Linked DNA regions of Mus musculus: region 2 is linked to region 1. Evidence: chromatin loops called from intact Hi-C (ENCODE). Cell type or tissue: heart. All regions are shown on one strand.

The links. A loop is a pair of places that touch in the nucleus more often than their neighbours do. Peaks named below come from ENCODE experiments on the same cell type or tissue, not always from the same donor. Only the 100,000 strongest peaks of a DNase experiment are listed, where the experiment ranks them.
Region 2: it touches region 1 in a loop (7-fold over the local background); 3 of 42 quality-filtered maps call a loop at or near these places.

Annotation. Positions count from the first base shown.
Region 1 is chr11:31,561,309-31,569,308 of GRCm38, reverse strand. No RefSeq gene overlaps it. Among named protein-coding and RNA genes, the nearest start is that of Gm35063, 52 kb to the left of the region's middle. In heart, no CTCF peak of the experiment used is centred here; DNase peaks (open chromatin) are centred at 3,998, 4,388 and 4,898; H3K27ac peaks cover 704 bases.
Region 2 is chr11:31,457,711-31,465,710 of GRCm38, reverse strand. No RefSeq gene overlaps it. Among named protein-coding and RNA genes, the nearest start is that of Gm39672, 44 kb to the right of the region's middle. In heart, no CTCF peak of the experiment used is centred here; DNase peaks (open chromatin) are centred at 670 and 3,020.

The DNA.
Region 1 (8,000 bases):
TAATGATTTTCTGGATTTCATTGATATCTGTTGTTGTGGCCTTCTCCACCTCTGATTTTATTAAGTTGGGTCTTCTCTTCCTTTGGTTCATTTCACTAAATTTTTATCAATCTTGCTTATTGCTCCAAAGAACCAACTCTTTGTTTCATTGGTTCTTTGTATTGTTTTGTTTCCACTTCATTAACTCCTGTCCTGAATGGTTCTTTCCACTCATTGATTTTTAGTTTGATTTGCTCACATTTTTACAAGACTCCAAGGTATATTTAAATTATGTATTTGACATCTTTCTGATTGTTTTACTATAGCTGTAAAATCTCTTTAGGACTGGCTTTCATTGCATCCCACATCATTTGCTCTGTTTCTGTGGTGGAACCCAGGGCTTCAGGCATACTGGGCAAGCATTCTGCCACTGGGCCACGATCCCAGCCCTTAGCCATAGTTTTAAATAGAAAGAAACAGATGCTCTACATCCTCAAAGCCTGGGGTTGGTTTCTAGCGCCACTGAAACTAGGAATAGTGACTTAGCAATTCAAGGTTGTTCTCAGCTACATAATGGATCTGAGGCCATCCTGAGCTCCAAGAGACCCTGTCACAATGAAAAAAAAAAGTGAAGAGAAGGAAGAACAGGAAAAATAAGTAGGAAGAATAACCTTGGTGATATATTTAAGCCAGTATATTCATGTAGTGTTCATTCAACAACACCAATGTAAAACGACCAGTGAAGACAGACAGACACCAAGGCTCTAATGTCTGATGTGCTTTCTCTTTCAGCCACTCAGCACCTTTACCTCTGACACCTTGCAAGTGTACACCTTGTACAGCATAGTCCTAGAGTGCCCCATAGGCTTGGGTACCATGCACTCCAGGTGACCTCAACCTAAAGAAGAGTTATGGCTAGGAGCTCCTCATACAGGGCCTCCTAAAAGATTGTGAATGATGATATCCCAGAACCTGTGGGATAGATAGAAGGACCCGAGGAAAGATATGAATTCATTCAAGAATGTGAGGAGGTGTTTGTCTCAGATGGAGTCATGTCACACAATAACATTCAGTGAACAATCTACCTATACAATGGTATAGATGATGTAGCCTGGATCTGGTGTATTTTATAGGCTAGACCACATAGGTCTATATAAGCATGCAATGTGGCATTCATATCATGACAAAGTCATGTGTAACTCACATCTGAGGATGATTCATGTACCATCTTTAAAATGGCGAAGCTATATACATTTTATTTTTATTTTGTTTTTGTTTAGGAGATTGGCCTCTTTTTCCTACTTGTTAATTTGTTAATAATTTATTCACATCAGTGTGTGCTTGTGAATACCTCTTCTGTACTCTGAGCTGTATAGTCTGACTGTCTTTGTTTTTCTGATTCTTTCAGTTTAACCACAGAGAGCTCATCTATATATTGAGTAACACCTGATGTATGTACATCACTACTTACAGAAAATGATGCTCTGCCCAAGAAGCCTATTGCTGGCTTCTGGATTTTACCTGAATTTGGACCTCTTGGTTTTGTCCAGGTCAAGGCTGGGAAGATGAGCTGAGGTCGCCCTGTCACTTTTCCTGGAACCAGACAGAGCAGCTAGATGTCTGAGAGTCTCATGTGTGATCCTGTCTGTGTTCTGGAAGCTCAAAGCCAAGGATAGACTAATTACATACCTCAACACATGCCCAAAAAAATCTGAATGGCACCGGCTCATAATGAAGGGGTTCAAGGCTCCACAAATAGTGCTCCTCTAGTCCCTGACCACCTTGGATGTGAAGTAGAAATCACCTGTTGTCACTGTACGGGAACTGATTGCCCTATCTCACCCCATTGCCCACAGACCATCACCAGAAGTCTGTGGCGGGCCCTGGGACCATGATCTGAGTAATTCTCACATGACCCCAGTGAACAAGGCTAAGTGTGAATGAAGGACCTACTCTTGGTGATGTGGACTTGCTCTAGAACCTAGGAAACAATCCAGCAGGCCTCATGTTGGCTATGGATCTCAAAGGAGTCAGTTGTGGGCAATAACTACACAAACCCTTTGCTCTAGGGGGTGGGAGATAAATCTTGAGATCACCTCCAAAGAAGTCAGGGTCCTTGAAACTTTGTCTGTGGTCACATCCCAGAATGCTTTAGCAGTTAGTTGGGTTTCACAAGTGACAGTATACCCAAGGGTTAAATGTGTAAACTCCCTGTTGGGGATGGAGGAAGCAATTTTAACTTTTATCTCAGGGTATACTCAGTCACCCAGGTCCAGGGCATATTTTAGTTCTCACGTTCCCATGACACAGAGCAAGCTTCTTATGCTACAAAGACTTTTATGATGCATTATTTTTTCCTTTTTAAGTTCAATCTTTTTTTCCTTCCCTGAGCACTTTCAAAGTAAAGCTCTCTATTTCAAACTTATGAACACACACACACCTGGCAACTCCTCAAGTATCTGATTCTTATGAAGTAGACACCACATGTCATATTATTGTGAAGCTTTGTTATAAAATGCCCCAGAATGCCTTAAGCCTCTGGTTACAGAGTAGCTACTTTTCTCAAGTTGACAAGACAGGAGCAACTGAATGGAGGGCAAAAGGTATTCAGGCTCACTGTTTCACAAAGCTTCCGTCCACCATAGTGGGAACAACGGAACCTAGGAGCTCATTTGCTGCTGCTGACAGGCATGTAGGGCAGAGGCTTGCTGCCATTCTGGAGAAGCAGAGCAAACAAACCCTCTAAACAGGTCTGACCTTCAAGAGCCAGTGATGACCATGTCCGCCAGGCCTCTCGTTTTGGAGGCTCCTCAGTCTTTAAAAGCTGAGAGCAGAGCAGCTGAGCCTGGTGAATCCTAACAGCGTGCATCTCGTGCTTCGTCCCCACTCCGTCCCCTCCCCTCCCCTAGCCTTCACTTTTCACGTATGAATCCCCACAGTCGCTTGCTTTCCCACCTTCATACCCCAGTTCGTCAGCTTGACCTAGACCATTAACTGGGTAACCATCCTGGGAAAGTGTGGGAAGAGAAGCCAAGATAGTATGGAGGAGGCTGCTTAGCTGCTAACAGGAAGGAGCCTTGGCCCTTAGGACAGACAAGGACAGAGTAAGGAGCTGGCACCTAGGTACAACCTGAAGAGATAAATTTCACCCTTCAGAAGACCACAGCAGTGTGCCCATCAGAGGAAGTATGTGTTCTACCTCAGCTTTTCTTTATTTTTCCTAAGCTACTTCCTTGTGCTAAAATGATTAAATCTGAGGGTTGTTCTCCTTGGGGACTGAGAAATGGGGGAGAGGCTCAGAGTTGGTGGTACAGCACTGGGAATGGTCAGGCTGCCCACAGCCACGAAGGACCAGTGCTGTGTCAGGTGAGCTCATAAAGAACATGTGGAAAGTTCCAGAATGTTTTGTCAGGCGGGCATCTGGGTTTCAGAATTTCACTTTTAGGAGCTCCGTAGATGTCTTAGTGCTGTATGGATGGCTGCTTCGGAAGACACTGACTGAACCAAGCCAGAAAGAGAAAAAGGGAGAGGAAGACCTCAAACCATACTTACTTGCTAAATTTATATCTGAACTATGTTTACCTTTTGTACAGGTACCCAACAGGCTTCCCTCCACCCACCTGACCAAGAAAGGGTTGTCCCTGCTGGTCCATCTTCCTACCATGCTGGATTGCAGTCCCTCAGAAACCATGAGCTCAGACAAGTCATTCTTCCCGGAAGCTCTACAGACTGTGTTTGTCTGTGTGGTTGTTACCACAGCGACCCACACAGAGTGGTCAAAACATCCCTCAATAATGAGGACCAGCATTGTGGGGTGATTTCTTAGGTACCACCATGCGTGACCGAAGGAAAAGAAGGAAAAAAAAATCACTTTTCTTCAGAAAGAAGGTTGTACCGCATGGGCTAGCTGTTTCTCCCCACATAGGCTGCTGGCACAATCCTCAGGACAGAGCCCTGTCACCTCAGCCTCTCCATTCTGTAGACACCCTCATGTGATCTCTGTACACTTCGCCCTGCCTTCTAGGGTTGGCAGGCGTGTGCACCAAGCACATGAACCCAAGGCCCTCTCCTCCCCTCTCAGTCACGTCAGAAGATGCAGTTTTGTCTTGTTCTTTAAGTGTTCCCCAGTGGGAAAACAAAACATGCCAATCCCAGAACTGGGGTTTGGTTCTCAGTGCTATTAAAAAAAAATAGAAAAAAAGAAACAAAAAAGAAAAAGAAAGGCATTTGTTTTGAGGTGGAGCAAACTGGTGCGGTTTGTTCGGTTTGTTCTGGGTTTTTTTTTTTTTTTTTGGTTCAAGGTTCAGGCCAAGTCCCCGCTCCAGACAGAAAGAATGTCCCTGGAATGCTTCTTCCAACTAGGGCTCTCAACAGCTGACAGGGCTGGTGTTCAGATGGAGGCCACCTGCTCTGCAGACACCCAGGGACTTCTCTGCAGCTCTGGTGCAGACTTCCGAGGCTCGGGGCAGAGCTGGGCTGCACACATGGCCCTGTTCTCCGAGCTGTGCCCGCTCTTATGGGAAGAGGCAGACTGGCTGCCATGCACTAAGCAGCAATGTTGTTGCATGCTTTTAAGCAAGGAGGACCCAAAAGAGATGGGACATCAGGAGTCAACATCACCTGCCAGGTTCTCCTGGTGAATATAGTTCCTGGGATGGGAAGGGGGGTGTCCACAGACTTAGTATGTGCGGAGGAGACCCTTGACCACTAAACAGCATTGTTAGGTGACACAGGAGGCTTGGGCAAGTGATGTGCTGTGGAAATGACCTGAAGGGATCCAAGTCAAGCCAGCCAGCACTCGACAGCTCTCGAAGCAGCTGGCTGGAGAGTGCACATACCCAGGATTCTTTTGGTTCAGATCTATTGGGGGCCACTCAGCAATTTCCATCCCCAGCTAGAAAGTCAGCACCAAGGACCAAACATCAGGGGGCTCATCCCCACCCAGGGCTGGCCCCAGGAGACAGAACAGCTGAATAGCCATGTTATGAATCACCAGACAGGAATTCTGAAAGGAAGTCGTTCTCCCCCTCTATGTCACATGGGAATCCGCACATCAAGGGATGTGTGAGGCCAAGCAGGACCGGCTGCCCACCTCCAGCCAACTGGGGCTGACACGCACAAACTGGGGGTGGATGTGTGCTGGCCCAACAGCTCCCACCCAGACACCTCTGTTTAGGGTTATTTTTTTTTCCTATGCTTGTCCTTTAGTCAACCCAGCAACAGCGTTATCAAAGGCAATCTTGGACCTCTGACAACCAGTGCCTCTACCCAGGAAAAGGGCCATTCTTGTTCTGTTTTGGCCACGTGGCTAGAAAAGCCAGAAATATTCTCTTGTGCTGGCTGTCCAGGAGGGTTATAAGCCAACATGTGTGATTTCAGCTGGGTGTGCTTTGTTCTGGGCTCTGCCTGAGCCGTGATGGCTTCAATTAGAGGTTCCCTTACATTTGCATCTTCATCAGCTTTACACCACAGAGTGCAGGGGTGACTGTTAGCTCTAGGAATATGTGCTGATTTCCCCCTCAGGATTCAACATTGTCCAGTCCAGTGGGAGGGGGGTGCTGAAGGAAGAGGGAGAGGGGGAGAATGGTGGGAACAGGGAGAGATGGAGAGAGACAGAGACAGAGAACATTCTTGGACCCAGCATGCATTGTTAATGGGTATGGCATTGATTCAGAACTTCCCGGCTGTAGTTATATAAAACTGATTATTGTAACCTAAGATAATTGTTTCCATATCTAATATTCACAGAAGACACACACACACACACACACACACACACACACACAGACACACACAGGGAGGGAGGGAGGGAGGGAGAGAGAGAGAGAGAGAGAGAGAGAGAGAGAGACAGGGAGAGAGAGAGAGAGAGAGAATATGAATAACAGAAAAGATACAAAATCACTTCAATTCTCCGTGCATACTCCCTAAAAACATATTTTGCTATGACTTTTCAAAATCCTAAAATAAATCCAGGAAAGGGGGAAGCTGTAAAGAGGGGATCCCCGAGATCTAGGCATGCTGGGCTGGGAGGAGGTGACTGGCCACAGCTGGTCATGGAAGCAAGGCCCATAGACATGTCTGTGACCTACAGCCAACCAGTTAGCAGCACACAACAGCCACCTCCTTTCCAGGGGCAGAGCTGGCCTGGGCCCCCATCCATACAGTCCCCACTATGTCTGCAAGAGTGGTGCAGAGGGCAGGCAGGTGTGGTGGTGAGGAGCAGTGCTCAGGTGAGCATGGGGCATCTTCACGCAGCTGAGCAAGCCATGTCAGAGAGGACAGGGACATGGGGAAGGTCTCCAGGTCTTTGGAAATGGTTAGTACATGGAAAGGGAAAGCCAGGCCTGTCTGCGAGGGCAAAGCAATGTGGACCAATTCACAGATTAATCTTGTGGCTCTGGATGTGAGATTGACGTGGCTCTGTGGCTCTGCCCCATGCTTGGTTGACTCCGAGGGCCTTTGCAGCTTGCTCTTGTCTTCTATAGAATGACCTTTCTTGCCTGGCTTTGTTTCACAGGCAAACATTAAGTTCCCTTTGTGTGTCTTGTTGAGATCCTTCATGGAAACGCTGCCTGGCCTCCACTCCCAGGCAGCTTCTGCCAGTGGGTCCCCATCACTCATCTGGAATGCTCTCACCATGTTCGACAACATGTGCCTATAAACTCACCCTCCAGGAAGCTATTAAAAGAGGACCAAGACGTCAGGTCTAGCCTGGGCTACAGACTTGTTCTCTCACAAAACAAATGAACAAACAGAAAGCATTTTAAGTGGGTTTTTGCCTGCACCTCCTGTCCTGACATCTGTCACACATCTCCTCACTTCTGTGGAAGGATAAGACTGATTATGGGCTTCACAAGGAAACCAACCAGGCACCCAGTGCCTGCTGTTGGCTGTCTTGTATAGGTTCACAGAAGGTTAGGAAGTATGGTGTGCGGATACTGACTTAGTGGCCCCTGTATGGGTTCTATGGCCACAGGCCCAGCTACCACTGCACTTGCCTCAGAGAAATTGGGGATTTCTCTTCATGCTCTCTCTGGCTTCTTAGCCTGTCTATGCCTCGTCCCCACTTTGGGTTCAACCACCAGTCAATCTTCAGGAGTATGTCTAGGCCTGGCAGAGCCCTCACAACTGCTTCTCTATTCCACAATCCACCAGTTTCCACATCAAGAGTTCAGCCCAAGGATATGCAATATTTTCTTTAAGTATAAGGACCAATTTTTTTAAAAACTATTTGAAGCAAATAGCCAGATATCCCAGTATCTCCTCACTGGACATGGCTTGCCATTTAAAAAAGGTGATGTGGAAGAGTGGGATGCCCTGTGAGCAGAAAGGGCTGGAATTCAAACGTCCGGAGTTGGAAAAACCCATCAGTATGGGAAGTGAGGCTGGAGGCTGACCTGGGTGACCTGCTGTTCCTTAACCACAATGCAGCATGCAGGGCTCTCCCAGATGAAAGGGTCAGGATGTCTGCTATTTGTGGGATTGTCAAGGTGTCTTTCTGCATGGGACAGAAGGATATCTAAAGACAGACATGACACGTTGACTCTTAAAGTTACAGAGGCGTCAGTCTTGACTCACTGGTAAGGATTTAACTAGATATTGGGTGTCTACAGGAGCCCTGATGGAGTAGGGGAGGGTACAGAAACCTTACCTAGTCACTGCTCCGTACTGCGTAAAACCAAATCAAGCCACAGAGAGGCATAAGTGTGTCCATTCAAAAGTATTTTTCTAGATGCTGTTTCGATGACATCTTCATGTAAAGAAGATGAAAATCCCTATCCCCTCTAGAGAGAAGCCATACAGTGCGGAAGCCAGTTCAAACCGTGCCTGGTGCCTTATTATTTCTACATATTGAGTTACATGAGTCAATAAATCCCTGCAACATCTGGGCCCATTTGAGTCAGCGAGTTTTCTGTCTGCTACCAACATCCTCTAAAGGCTAAACTGGGTCTAGGTGCATTTCATTCCACTTCATTCCACATTCAAGTAAGGAAGAGCTACTGAGGACAAAACGGATCTGT
Region 2 (8,000 bases), 100 kb after region 1:
AAAAACATCTGGGAGAAGTGACAGGCAATCCCAGGGCATGTGCACTGCTCAGTCAGGGTAATGAGTGCTCCACGTGTAGACAACAATGTTCTTCTTCAAGAAAGCATGTACTCAAGTGTCTATGCTTTCTTCCACTCACTAAAACACTGTTTTTCTGCTCCAGGCTCCTTTTCTGTAAGGTCAGCCTTTAGTAGGTCCAGGTCGGTGGGTTCAATCGATAGCAGACTGACCAAGTGTCTACACTGACCATATATAGGATTTTGTTATTTCCTAAACTGTACAACAGGACAGCCACTTTCACAGCATCTACTTAGCACCAGGCAGAAGAGAGCATCTAAAGAGGTTTTAGAGTGCATGGGAGGACATTAGAGGTTATAAATGAGCACCACTCCATTTCATACATGGCAGTGGAGCATTTGCAGATTTTGCTGACTGTAGGGAGTACCAGAACCATGCTCCTGGGACAGCAACAGACAACCATACTTGGCTCATCTGTACTGCCAAGCTGGGACCCACAAGTCCCACTGCAAATTTTTCCAAAGCGGGATGTGGCAGGGGAGTGCCAGGCTGGAGGAAGAAACACTTGCTGCTTCTTGCTCCTTCCTGTCCCTGCTCTGTTCCTAGCAGTAACCTTCCCTTCCTGGTAGCTGTAGTGCTTTCCTAGAGCAACAGCTGTATCCAGCTGCTGAGTTCCAGCCCCCAGTTCCTAAGCCACCAAGCTCCATGCTTGTCCACAGGGACACAGAGCAACTCATGCCCTTTTCTTCTAGTCCTTGGAATAGTAGCCATTTCTTAATAATTTTCTTGTTGGCTTATTTAGGGGGTCCCTTTGACTCTACTGGCTAACAGTCTTATGCCTACTTAACAGGTTATAGCCACACATATAGTCCACACATATAGTATGTAGTTTCAGTTAGATGAGGTTTTTTTAAAGCAGTCAAAAATATTAATAATTGTCCCTCTCAAGAGATACTGCCTAGTCTCACAAATATTATTATAGCATAGTGTAAAAATTGTTCTATTTTATTATTAGTGATTGCTATTAATCTCTTACTGGGTCTAACTTGTAAATTTGACTTTACTACAGGCATGTATGTATAAAAACAAAGACAGTCCACACCAGGTTCAGTTCTCTCTACAGTTTTTCGTACCAACTAGAGATGTTAGAGTGTACTCCTTGAAGATAAGGGTTACCATGGGGTAATAAATTCACTCCATCTAAATAACATACAGAGTTTCTGTCTTCAAAACATATAATGACATATGGTGTTTTTTAAAAGTTTAGTCAAAAGAAAAAGTAGATATGTAAATATCTGTGCATAGATAAATAGATAGATAGAGATCTATATCACATATGTGAACATACATGTATAACTACATAAAGGAAATAGGATAAAATGTTGAATTAGATTCAATAATTTCCTAAGTTTACCTGCCACTGCCTGGAAGTCCCTTCCCCCAGGGGAAGGCTCAAGTGGATGTGAGAGGCAAGGCGGGACCTGTGTGGACAGCTGGCCTCAAGTCAACCCTATATAGTAGACTTGACCGAGCCTAATCCAACCTGGGGAGGTACAAGAAATCCTCAAATCTTGTCTCCGTCTAAGAGGAAGAGACCACCCTCAAGATGTCTTCAAATCCAGAAAAATTCCACTTTTGACTTACAGGCATTTCCAGGTTTCTGACTTCAATCCCTTGTGCTCTTTGCATGTTCCTTCCACAGAGGCCCCTTCACGGTGAGCAGAAACCTCGCTTGCATCTCAGAGGAGAGCTCTGCATGCCTCTTTTTACAGACACTGCCAAGACCCAGTCCACCTTCCTGCCCTGACCTGATTGCTGTCTTTATTTCCCTCCATGCCTCTGACTGCAGCTCCACATTTGATCTTGATATCAATACCCTGTGTTGTGCTGGGTTTCCATCTATAGCCATGTATGCTCTGTGTTTTTTCCTTCGATGTTAAGAGTTTTTGGTGAGCTGAGTTAGTATCTTGGTATGGCTTTTTTAAGAAAAGCATTTGGGCCAAGTCTGATGGTACAGGCTTATAAACCCAGCTCTTGGGAGGCTATGGCAAAAAGAATCCAGGTGGAAGGCTAGGAAGATCTTGTTTCAAATGAGAATGAAGCTAGGAATAGTGGTGTACACTTTAATTCCAGCATCAATGAGGCAGAAGCAGGTGGATCTTTGTGAGATCAAGGCCAGCCTGGTCTATATAACGAGATGGTCTATATAATGAGATGGTGTCTCAATACAATAAAATATTAGCATAACATAAAATGTTTACTTCAGCCCTGATAAAATTTGACAAGAACTGTTAGTGTGAAATCTGATCAGATTTCTCCTGGCCTTCAGGAGAAGCCAGGAGATCATCATCCTATCTCCGAAGGCCTCTTGCAAAGGCTGCAAATGAAGGAGTAGCCCCAAGACAAGCAACAGACTCACCCAGGAGAGGGCTGGGAAGTGGAGAGCTACTGCCTGAGGCTTGCTCCATTCCCTCACTTAGGAACCACTTTTTTCATTTGACCAGCTTTCCAAATGCCTTCTGTCCCTGTGAAGGCCATCTGCACAGCTCCATGCTTTACAGAGCTGGTCCACGCCAGTGAAGACAAGTGGCTGTTGGCACTGCTTGCTCTGTGTAAAAGCAAAACCTCTGAGAGGTATTAGATGCCTTCCCACCTGATTATTCAGTCACAGAACTAGACAGCAGTATCAAGTACAATTTTGAATACATACCTCATGATCAATATATCCCTCATAGAGTCAGTTACAGATGCCCAAGGAGTGTGTGCCAGAGTGGTCACTGAAACTTTCTGGGAATAGGAATAAGCTGAAAACAGTGCCAACATCTGTCGGTATGGCCATAGGTATATAATCGTTCTGCTAAATACCCAGAAGAGTAATAGTTACAAAGAATAAGGTAGAAAAAAACCAGAGACCAAACTGTAATGCACCCACTAGCAGGCAGACACATTCTGCAATGCTGTTCACTAATAAAGAAAACTAGAGTGCTTTAAAGGAATGGCTGACTTCAGGGCTGGGAGAGGAAAGTACAAGATAAGCCAGGAACATGTTGTGATGCCAGAAGAAAAGAAAGACTCAAAACCTATGGGAATGTCACAGGAACAGGGGAAGGAGCTCCTGTTGGCCAAACATAGAGCACAGAGAACCAAAATAAACAAGTGGAGTGTGCCATCCCTCCCACATGAGCCCCACATCTGTAGATGCAACAGACCTTAGCATTTCTAGGTTATTGGGCATTATAAGTGATCAAGAAGTGGCCTAAAGTATAGGACAGGCATGGAGGAGATACAGATCGCATGCAGTGTTAGGATTTAATATCTCAGGGGCTCCTGGAACCACCTCTCCACAGATACCAAGAAATAACTATAGTAACTTATAGTCCATTTACATTCTAGCATCTATGGGTCCATAATAAATCAATAAACAAATACATGGAGGAGAAAACAGAACTCATGCTTATAACACAGTGCCAAGACCACTGGCATTCTTGCAAAATGATGTAAAAATCATTACTCTGCAACAACTGTCAAAACGATTGGCCTTAACAAGGTTCACCAACAGAGGCCAAACATTAGAAAGAGGTTGGTGAGAAGCTGTGTTGGAGAAGTGAGTCAGAACAGTCTGACTAGCAGCCTACAATAGATTATGCATGTGCAGCGCAGCAGGAAATCTGTATTTACTAACCCTGGAACCTGCCTGCCACCCAGATATGAACAAAGACAGAGCATGTGACCAGGGCAGCCAGTTGGCTGGTGCCAGCTTCGCAGGATGAGCAGTTACGGACCCAGTCTTTTCATTGGTCCTTTCATTGTGTCCTGGATTTCCTGAATGTTTTGAGTTAGGATCTTTTTGCATTTTGCATTTTCTGCAATACTGTTCCCTATCCCTATCTGCAATACTGTTTGCTAATAAAGAAAACTAGAGTGCCTTAAAGGAATGGCTGACTTCAGGGCTGGGAGAGGAAAGTTCAAGATAAGCCAGGAACATGTTGTGATGCCAGAAGTATAGAAAGACTCAAAAACCTATGGGAATGTCACAGGGACAGGGGAAGGAGCTCCTGTTGGCCAAACATAATACAGATAAGGAACGTGGGTGAAGGGTATAAAGGAACTCCTCACTACAACAACAAACAAGCTGCACAGGAGAGAGCAGACAGACCACAGAAGCAATAGCGCTCCTCTGACATGGTCCTATGGGCCTCAGCCAGGAGGTGGAGCTGATCCTCAGTCCTCTGCGCACTTCCCTGTCAGAGGAGAGCTTGCCTCCAGGGAGTGCTCTGACACCTGGGATTCAGGTGAGATCACCATTTTCTCTCCAGGGTCTCTCTAAGGCAGTTCTGTGCAGGAGAACACAGGAAAAAGAGCTTCTAGGACAGGGTCCTATGGGCCTACATCTGCAGCAAGGAGTGGGGCTCCTCCACAGCCCTCTGTGCACTGGTCTTGCCAGGAGAGAGCTGGTCTCCCAGGAGTGCTGACAGGCTCAAAGGAGGAACAAGCTCTAGCCAGAGACAGCTAGAACATCTAATACCAGAGATTACCAGATGGCGAAAAGCAAACATAAGAATCTTACCAACAGAAACCAAGACTACTTGACATCATCAAAACCCAGTACTCCCACCAGTGAGTCCTGGATACCTCAACACACTGGAAAAGCAAGACTCAGGTTTAAAATCATCTCATGATGCTGGTAGAGGATTTTGAAAAGGACATTAATAGTTCCCTAAAAAAAATACAGGAGAACAGATCTAAACAGGTAGAAGTCATTAAAGAGGAAACACAAAAATCCCTTAAAGAATTACAGGAAAACACAACCAAACAGGTGAAGGAATTGAACAAAACCATCCAGGATCTAAAAATGGAAGTAGAAATAATAAAGAAGTCACAAAGGAAGACAGGTCTAGAGATAGAAATCCTAGGAAAGAAATCAGAAGCCATAGATGCAAGCATCAGCAACAGAATACAAGAGATGGAAAAGAGAATCTCAGGTGTGGAAGATTCCATAGAAAACATGGACACAACAATCAAAGAAAATGCAAAATGCAAAAAGATACTAACTCAAAACATTCAAGAAATCCAGGACACAATGAAAAGACCAAACCTAAGGATAATAGGAGTAGATGAGAATGAAGATTATCAACTTAAAGGGCCAGTAAATACCTTCAACAAAATTATAGAAGAAAACTTCCCTAACCTAAAGAAAGAGATTCCCATGAATGTACAAGTAGCCTACAGAACTCCAAGTAGACTGGACCAGAAAAGAAATTCCTCCCGAAACATAATAATCAAAACACTAAAATGCACTAAATAAAGATAGACTATTAAAAGCAGTAAGGGGAAAAGGTCAAGTTACATAATAAGACAGACCTATTAGAATTACACCAGACATCTTACCAGAGACTATGAAAGCCAGAAGATCCTGGACAGATGTTAATACAGGCCCTAAGAGAACACAAATGCCAGCCCAGGCTACTATACCCGACAAAATACTCAATTACCATAGATGGAGGAACCAAGGTATGCCATGACAAAACCAAATTCACACAATATCTTTCCACAAATCAATTCCTTCAAAGAACAATAAAGGGAAAACTCCAAAACAAGGAGGGAAACTATGGCCTAGAAAAAAAAACAATAAAGTAATCATTCAACAAACCTAAAAGAAGATAACCACAAGAACAGCATCCCAACAAAAATAACAAGAAGCAACAATTACTTTTCCTTAATAGCTCTTAAATGGACTCAATTCTCCAATAAAAAGACACAGACTAACAGACTGACTACGTAAACAGGACCCAACATTTTGCTGCATACAGGAAACCCACCTCAGTAACAAAGACAGACAATACCTCAGAGTAAAAGGCTGGAAAACAATTTTCCAGGCAAATAGTCCCAAGAAACAAGCTGGAGTAGCCAATTCTCATATCGAATAAAATTGTCTTTCAACCTAAAGTTACCACAAAAGACAAGGAGGGGCACTTCATACTCATCAAAGGCAAAATCTACCAAGATGAACTCTCAATTCTGAACATCTATGCTCCAAATGCAAGGGCATCCACATTCATTAAAGAAATTTTAGTAAGCTCAAAGCACACATCACTCCTCACACAATAATAGTGGGAAACTTCAACACCCCACTCTCAACAATGGACAGATCCTAGAAAAACAAACTAAACAGAGACACAGTGAAACTAACAGAAGTTATGAAACAAGTGGATTTAACAGATATCTATAGAACATTTTATACTAAAACAAAATGCTATACCTTCTCCAAAACTGACAACATAACTAGTCTCAAAACAGGCCTCAACAGATACAAAATATTGAAATAATCCCATGCATCCTATTACATCATCATGGACTAAGGCTGATCTTTAATAACAACATAAATAATAGAAAGCCAACATTCACGTGGAAGTTGAACAATACTCTACTCAAAGAAGAAGTAAAAAAAAAGAAATTAAAGACATTTTAGAGTTTAATGAAATGAAGCTGCAATGTACCCAAACTAATGGGACACATGAAAGCATTCCTAAGAGAAAAACTCTTATCTCTGAGTGCCTCCAAAAAGAAACTAGAGAGAGCATGCACTAGCAGCTTGACAGCACACCTAAAGGGAACAAATTCACCCAAGAGGAGTAGATAGCAGGAAATAATCAAAATCTGGGCTGAAATCAACCAAGTAGAAGCAAAGAGAACTATACAAAGAATCAACTAAACCAGGAGCTAGTTCTTTGAGAAAATCAACAGCATAACTAAACCCTTAGCCAGACTAACTAGAGGGCACAGGGACAGCATCCTAATTAACAAAATCAGAAATGAAAAGGGAGATATAACAACAGAATCTGAGGAAATCCAAAAAATCATCACATCCTACTGCAAAAGCCTATACTCAACAAAATTGGAAAATCTGGATGAAATGGACAATTTTCTAGACAGAGGCCAGGTACCAAATTTAAATCAGGATCAGATTAAGAATCTAAACAGTCCAATAGCCCCTAAAGAAATAGACACAGTGATTAATAGTCTCCCAACCAAAAAAAAAGCTCAGGACCAGATGGGTTTAGTGCAGAGTTGTATCAGACCTTCAAAGAAGACCTAATTCCAATTCTCCTCAAACTATTCCACAAAATAGAAACAGAAGGTACTCTATCCAATACATTCTAGGAAGCCACAATTACTCTGATACTTAAACCACACAAAGACCCAATAAAGAAAGAGAACTTCAGATCAATTTCCCTTATGAATATAAATGCAAACATACTCAATAAAATTCTCACAAACTGAATCCAAGAACACATCAAAACGATCATCCATCATGATCAAGTAGGCTTCATCCCAGGTATGCAAAGGTGGTCCAATATACGGAAATCCATTAACGTAATTCACTATACAAACAAACTCAAAGACAAAAACCACATGATCATCTCATTAGATGCTGAGAATGCATTCGACAAAGTCCAACACCCCTTCATGATGAAAGTTTTGGAAAGATCAGGAATTCAAGGCTCAAACAAAAACATAATAAAAGCAATATACAGCAAACCAGTAGCCAACATCAAACTAAATGGAGAGAAGCTAGAAGCAATCTCCCTAAAATCAGGGACTACACAAGGCTGCCTACTCTCTCCCTACCTATTTAATACAGTATTTGAAGTCCTAGCCAGAGAAGTTAGACAACAAAAGGAGATCAAAGGAATACCATTTGGAAAGGAAGAAGTCAAACCATCACTATTTGCAGATGATAGGATAGTATACATAAGTGACCCCAAAAATTCCACCAGAGAACTCCCAAACCTGATAAACAACTTCAGTGAAGTAGCTGGATATAAAGTTAACTCAAACAAATCAGTGGCCTTTCTCTACACAAAGGATAAACAGGCTGAGAAAGAAATTAGGGAAACAACACCCTTCACAATAGTCACAAATAACATAAAAAAAAAACCTTGGTGTGACTCTAAGGAAATGAAAGAACTGTGTGATAAGAA